Regions from separate parts of the Homo sapiens genome. Here region 2 is linked to region 1. Evidence: chromatin contacts called from ENCODE Hi-C or POLR2A ChIA-PET data. All regions are on one chromosome and are shown on one strand. Each heading gives the region's core, a stretch centred on a gene start or an enhancer-like site at or near the end of the contact. The rest is flanking DNA. Distances are from core to core; before and after follow the strand shown. Region 1 overlaps PUS10 (pseudouridine synthase 10). Region 2 overlaps REL-DT (REL divergent transcript).

What was found. Hi-C counts contacts between places; a loop is a spot of excess contacts on that map. ChIA-PET counts read pairs that join two places held with the same protein, here RNA polymerase II (POLR2A). Pooled maps may share reads with other maps.
Region 2: a pooled map shows a loop between it and region 1 (2.2-fold over the local background). The contact joins two enhancer-like sites. A Hi-C loop is called at or near these places in 5 of 37 single-sample maps with no recorded cell type and 8 of 50 pooled maps. POLR2A ChIA-PET finds 5 or more read pairs at or near these places in 3 of 52 experiments (A549, A673 and Panc1).

What each region holds. Positions count from the first base shown.
Region 1 is chr2:60,991,493-60,995,043 of GRCh38, forward strand. The region is part of intron 4 of PUS10 (pseudouridine synthase 10); the gene reads right to left. Among named protein-coding and RNA genes, the nearest start is that of PEX13, 24 kb to the right of the region's middle. RefSeq lists an enhancer at 1,454-1,803. Within about 2 kb of position 1,544, at least 5 of the 41 ENCODE cell types and tissues checked have a DNase peak (open chromatin) inside an H3K27ac peak, as active enhancers do.
Region 2 is chr2:60,866,385-60,869,935 of GRCh38, forward strand. All of the region lies in intron 1 of REL-DT (REL divergent transcript), which reads right to left. Among named protein-coding and RNA genes, the nearest start is that of REL-DT, 13 kb to the right of the region's middle. Within about 2 kb of position 1,612, at least 7 of the 41 ENCODE cell types and tissues checked have a DNase peak (open chromatin) inside an H3K27ac peak, as active enhancers do.

The DNA of each region.
Region 1 (3,551 bases), core at 294-2,793:
GTCATCCAGGATGGAGTGCAATGGCTCAATCTTGGCTCACTGCAGCCTCAACTTCCTGGGCTCAAACAATCCTCCTATCTCAGCCTCTTGAATAGCTGGGACTACAGGCATGCACCACCATGTCCAGCTAATTTTTTATTTTTTGTAGAAATGGGAGTACCAATTTAATTAGTACTTTTAAGAGTAAAGGAAAAACTGTAAATGCATAACTTCTAAGATAATGATATGTGTGAGGGGGTAGAATTCAAACAGAAAAATAATCCAAAAGAATTCTCATTATCCCTAATTCTGTTTAACAATGTACTAGCGATCTTAGCCAATGCAACAAAGCAAGAAAAAGAAATAAATATTACGAAAATTGGAGGGGAAAAGTCATTGTGCACAGACCATATGACCTCCAATTTAACGTGGTAGGGGACACCTCCCTGGGGCCAGACCAATAAAGCAGTAACTGAAATATCAGTTGCTGCATGCCACCTAAGAAACAAGTTGCAGATTGAATGTTACTCAACAGAAGCACTTTTTTTTTTTTTTTTTGAGACAGGGTTTCGCTCTGTCACCCAGGCTGGAGTATAGTGGTGCGATCTCAGCTAACTGCAACCTCCACTTCCTGGGTTCAAGCGATTCTCCTGCCTCAGCTTCCAAGTAGCTGGGACTACAGGTGCCTGCCACCACACCCAGCTAATTTTTACATTACATTTTTAGTAGAGACGGGTTTTCGCCATGTTGACCAAGCTGGTCGTGAACTTCTAGCCTCAAGTGATTCCCCTGTCTTAGCCTCCCAAAGTGCTGGGATTATAGGCATAAGCCACTATACGCAGCCAGAAGTACCTTAATACATGTCTACATTTAAAAAAAAATGTTTTGGAATACAAATTTAGCATTCATGACTAGCTACTGATTTACTCAATAGGGCATGAGTGCACATGCCCACTCCACAACAGGTCATGAATTTCTGTGATGCTTTCAGAATATGAAAGTCTCACTAAAATCACCAACTCACGATTTCTAATATGAATTTCTAGTGATAATACTAAAGGAATATCAGATAATCAATACACATCATAACACCCCAGCCTCACAGAAAATTTAAATCCTGGATGTGAACTAAATTCTAAATAGAAATCACTTCATATTATGCTTCTTAATATAAGACTAAAAGGGCTATTTATGTTAATACCTTTGCATCTATTTTATTATTTCATTTCCTTTTATATGGCTCATGACCACATTTAAATAAAATCCATTTTATTTTTTCCCCACACAAGTTAGTTCCCCTCACATTATCTTTACTCAGCTACTGGCAATAACATTTTAACAACCAGTTTAGAGAGAAACTTAGATTCCACCAGAAAAAAGAATCAAAGGTTTTGATCATACTCGATACCGCAACATTTACTTACACAAGTAGCTTTCAAATTATAATTTAATGAATACGATATATGGCTCTTTAATTTGCCATGGATTTAATTTTTAAAGATAAAAAACTAGCCCTCTGCAAGTACGTGCTGAGCACTCTTGCCCTGGCTCTGGAGACTGCCATATATCCAGCTGATCTCTGACGCACTAATTGTGAAACCAAAAGCTACACACAATAAAAAGGAAGTAGCCCTGTGAAATGTCAATCCAGTGCTCAACTAGGGTTTTTTACATCAGAGTTTTATAAATTATGAAAGTGTCCAGGCCAGGCGCAGTGGCTCACACCTGTAATCCGAGGACTTTGGAAGGCTGAGGCAGGCAGACCACAAGGTCAGGAGATTGACACCATCCTGGCCAACATGGTGAAACCCCATCTCTACTAAGAATACAAAAAAATTAGCCAGGTGTGGCGGCACATGGCTGCAGTCCCCGCTACTTGACAGGCTGAGGCAGAAGAATCACTTGAACCCGTGAGGTGGACGTTGCAGTGAGCTGAGATCATGCCACTGCACTCCAGCCTGGGAGACAGGGTGAGACTCTGTCTCAAAAAAAAAAAGAAAAAAAGAAAGGTCCAAATTGACTGGAAAATATGTATTACATTAAGAAAAACTGGATAACTTTGCATAATAAACATAATGGCAAGGAGAAAGATACTCAGTTTTTTAAGACAAAATTCCCAGCTAAACATTTCCACCTGGGGCCTTGAATGGTATCTAGTCTAGAAAACAGATTCCACTAGTATTGATCCTGTATTAATATCAGTGAGGAAAAATATATTCAGTTTTATTTAAAAGGGAAGATTTGTAAAAATAACTTTCAATATTTGGAGCAGTAAAACCTAATTTTAAAAAGGAGGAGCAGCTGTAGCACTGCAATTGATTGACACTTTTTTTTTTGAGATGGAGTCTTGCTCTGTTGCCCAGTCTGGAGTGCAGTGGCGCGATCTCGGCTCACTGCAAGTTCCGCCTCCCATGTTCACGCCATTCTCCTTTCTCAGCCTCCCGAGTAGCTGGGACTACAGGCGCCTGCCACCAAGCCTGGCAAATTTTTTGTATTTTTAGTAGAGATGGGGTTTCACCCTGTTAGCCAGGATGGTCTCGATCTCCTGACCTCGTGATCTGCCTGCCTCGGCCTCCCACAGTGCTGGGATTACAGGCGTGAGCCACCGCGCCCGGCCAGATCGACACTTCGTAACTGACAAACCTGGCCAAAGACTATTTTGCTGGTCCTTCCTTCTGCTTGGAGGGAAGAAAGTAGTAGTACTATTCCTTAAGAAAGAGGTTTCTGACAATGAGTTTGGATGTGTCTGACTTCAAGGTAGCACTTGCCACCTAGCCCCCTCTTCTTGGACATTTGGACATATCCATGACAAAGGATGTGGCTAAAAACTTCATTGGGACTTCCACCTCCAATTAAGGGACTTCACCATCATAATTCATCATCACACATACATGCATCAATCTTCCTCAGAGCAAAAAAAAAAAAGGAAGTCAAAAATAGCTCCTCACAAAAATGACTTGAAATTCCTGAATTTTAAGATAGGTGCTGTAATAAAATATTTGACTCAAAACATCTTTGCACCTATTCCAGTCATCTGATAACAAAACCTGAACATAAATGTGATGGGAAAGTGCTAAAATTGTAATTTAAATTTTATTTCCAGAGTTATCATTTTAGAGAATCACAAAATAAACTGGTGGTTTACCATTACTCTTTTTAAATGATCACACTTGTTAAATAATTATGAGAGTTCTGGTTTCATATTTTTACCAAGAATCCTTTCCCTAACCTTGAAGATACTGGACCATTTGGAGAAAGAAAATACTAAAGTCAAAACCTAGGCTAAGTCCCACTTATAACACAGAAAGACAATAACCCTTTTGAAATCTGACCAAGGCCGGGTGCAGTGGCTCACGCCTATAATCCCAGCATTTTGGGAGGCTGAAGCAGGCGGATCACCTGAGGTCAGGAGTTTGAGACCAGCCTGGCCAACAAGGCAAAACCCTGTCTCTACTAAAAATACAAAAAATCAGCCGGGCAAGGTGACGAGCGTCTGTAGTCCCAGCTACCTGGGAGCCTGAGGCAGGAGAATCGCTAGAACCCGGGAGGTGGAAATTGCAGTAAGCCAAGAT
Region 2 (3,551 bases), core at 362-2,861, 130 kb before region 1:
GACATTTCATATACATTTTCCATATCACTTTTCTGTATTTGCTTTGACTGATCTTAATTTTTATTTATGTCCTTTTAACACTTTAAAACAAGAATCAATACTGTAAGTGTGAGTCTTAGGAGTCTTTGACACCTCTAACATCCTATCTTTTCCATCATGAAATTTATCCCACAGATAGGGTCCCACTGGCTACATTTCCCTTACAGAAATGTTAAATGATTGAATATCCAAAGGCCAAGAAAGTGGTACCCAGTGCATAGGAGTCCTCAATCTCCCAGCTTGTAGCTTTTTGAGTTGCTGAGTTATGATATATCAGGAATCAGCCCAAATATCTGTCATAGCTTATAGATACTATGAATCTCTGAGATGTGAAGAAAAAGTGGTAAAAAGAGAATTGCTTGCACAAATTGCTCTTGAGAAATATGGCATAGTATTTAAATATTTCATTTTAACTAAAGTGTTCTTTCAGAAGCGAGATTTTTTTTTAAACCACGCTTGGCCTCACCAATAATTATTTGCTTTTATTATTGCTAACAGGTCCTCTGACTGGAAACTACCACTTCATCTTGATGGTTATAGTAATTAGTTATAATGACTTTTAATGAGTCCTTGAGTTCTTTCCTTACTTATTAAAAAGCCATAGCATTTAAATCACCTCATCTACTGTTCTGGTTATCTATTGCTGCATTAACAATCCACCCCAAAGCTTACTGGCTTAAAACAACAACAATCATTTTATTATCTCATGGTTTCTGTGGGTCAGGAATTCAGGAAGAGCTCCACTGAGTGGTTCTGGCTTAATGTCTTACATGCAGTGGCAGGAGATGGAAGAGCAGGCATTGGGAGAGCTTGGGATGTCAGGGCCTCTCCATGTGATCTGTTTACACGAATTAGTTTGTGCTTCCTCGCAGCATGATGGTCTCAGGGTAGTAATGCTTCTTAGATAGTGGCTCAAGGCTCTAATGCAGGGTCCAGAGAACCAGGGAGAATCTGCACCACCTTTTTTGACTGAGTCCGGAAGGTCACAGAGAATCATTTCTGCCATACCCTACTGGTCAACTAGTCACTAATGTTTGGCCCAAATTCAAAGGGAGGGCCACAAAGTTCACCTCATCATGGGGGGGAGATCAAGGAATTTGCAGGTATGTTTTAAAACTGAAACTAGCTGGGCCTGGTGGTGTGCACCTAATGTGGTCCCAGCTGCTTGGTGGGCTAAGGTGGGAGGACTGCTTGAGCCTGGAAGATGGAGGCTGCAGTGAGCGGTGATTGTACCACTGCTCTCCTGCCTGGAGATAGAGCAATACCCTGCCTTGAAAATAAATTAATTAATTTAATTAAATAATGTTTTAAAACTGCTACAAGCTGTGCAGAAACATTCTTTGGTTTACGCAATAATTACTCTGGCAAGAGACATTTCTGTCTTCCTTTTACTTCCTTGTTTTCCTTCTCTTTCTTCTTTAAATGATCCCCTTTAAGTGTTTACAAATTTAAAGATTTCAGCTCTAAATATTTTGTTTGTTTTATATATGTTCTGTATATAGACCAATTCTTGTGCCAGGCCCAAATATTTCCGGCTGCTCTGTTCTGCTCTGCCTACTTCCTGTTTGGTTGACTTTGACTTCCTGTCCTCTGTCAAAGGGCTTCATTAAAGTTATAAACTTCCATTTTGACCTAGGCACTGTGTTCTATTTCTGAATCCGCCAGTGGTCTTGAGCAACAGTACGCGTACGGTAACTGTTAAGTATAATACAGGAAGTGAAAATTAAAGTACTATGTCTTAAGATTGATAGAATTAAATGCTCAGTTTAAGGAAATACATGGTGGAGACCATTTTTCAGGAGCTCAGACCTCAGCCAGACTGAGTCTCTCTTTTAGGGATAGTTGGATCTCTCTTATTTTCGGCTGCAAATAACAGGAAACTCAACTGGTTTACATCATAATGGAATATTTATTATCTCATATAACGAGGAGTCTGAGGTAGGATGGTTCCAATTCAGCAGCTAATCATGTCACCAAAAACTCAGATTCCTTCCAATTCTTTCTACTCTAACATCTTCAGTATGGTGGCTTTATTTTTATTTTTTGAGAAAGGGTCTCACTCTGTTGCCAGGCTGCAATGCAGTGGCATAATCTTGGCTCCCTGAAACCTGCACCTCCCAGGTTCAAGCGATTCTCATGCCTCAGCCTCCCAAGTAGCTGGATTACAGGCGTGCACCACCACGCCTGGCTAATTTTTGTAGTTTTAGTAGAAACGGGGTTTGGCCATGTTGACCAGGCTGGTCTTGAACTCCTGGCCTCAAGTGATCTGCCTGCCTTGGCCTCCCAAAGTGCTGAGATTACAGGCATGAGCCACTGTGCCCAGCCCATGGTGGCTTTATTTTTAACTCATGTCTTAAAATGGCTTCTGTGGTTTACTTATCACATGCAGACACAGCAAAGTCTAGTGAATTCCTGGGTGCTCCTTTTTATGAGTAGGAAAAAAAAAACCCAAAGAACTATTTCAGTTCGTTTGAGCTGCCATAAAAGAATATTGGAGACTGAGTAATTTATAAAGAACAGAAATTCATTTTCTCACAGTTCTGGAGGGTGGGAAGTCCAAGATCAAGGTGCTGACATTTTGCAACGACCTTCTTGGTGTGTCATCACATGGCAGAAGGGTAAGAGTGCAAGAGAGCTCCCCCTTCAACCTTGAGTCCTTTTATAAGGGCCCTAATCCTATCCATGAAGGCACCACCCTTATGACTTAATCATCTCTTAAAGGCCCCACCTCTTAATATTATGACATTGGGAATTAGGCTTCCAACACATGAATGTTGAGGGACACATTCAAACCACAGCAAAAACCTATTCCAGGCTGCACACGGAATCCCAGAATTTTGGGAGGCCAAGGCAGGTGCATCACCTGAGGTCAGGAGTTTGAGACCAGCCTGGCCAACATGGTGAAACCCCATCTCTACTAAAAATACAAAAATTAGCCAGGCGTGATGGCACATGCCTATAGTCCCAGCTACTCAGGAGGCTGAGGTATTGAGAATCACTTAAACCCAGGAGGTGGAGGTTGCAGTGAGCCGAGATTGTGCCACTGCACTCCAGCCTGGACGACAGAGTGAGGCTCTGTATCAAAAAAAAAAAAAAGTAATGTGACCAAGATTGTTTCAAAAGTCTAAGGTAAAAAAAGTATTCAAAATACACCCAGTAATAGGAAAGTATATTATTTATAATATTGATGTATCACCTTTTTTTTTTTTTTTGACATGGAGTCTCGCTCTGTTGCCCAGGCTGGAGGGCAGTGGCACGATCTTGGCTCACTGCAACCTCCGCCTCCCGGGTTCAAGCAATTATCCTGCCTCAGCCTCCCAAGTAGCTAGGATTACAGGTGTGCAACACCACTCCTGGCTAATTTTTTGTATTTTTGGTAGAGACAGGGTTTTACCAGGCTGGCCAGGCTGGTCTCAAACTCCTGACCTCAAGTGATCTCCCCACCTCGGCCTCCCAAAGTGCTGGGATTACAGGCATTAGCCACCACACCCGACTTGATCTATCACTTTTAA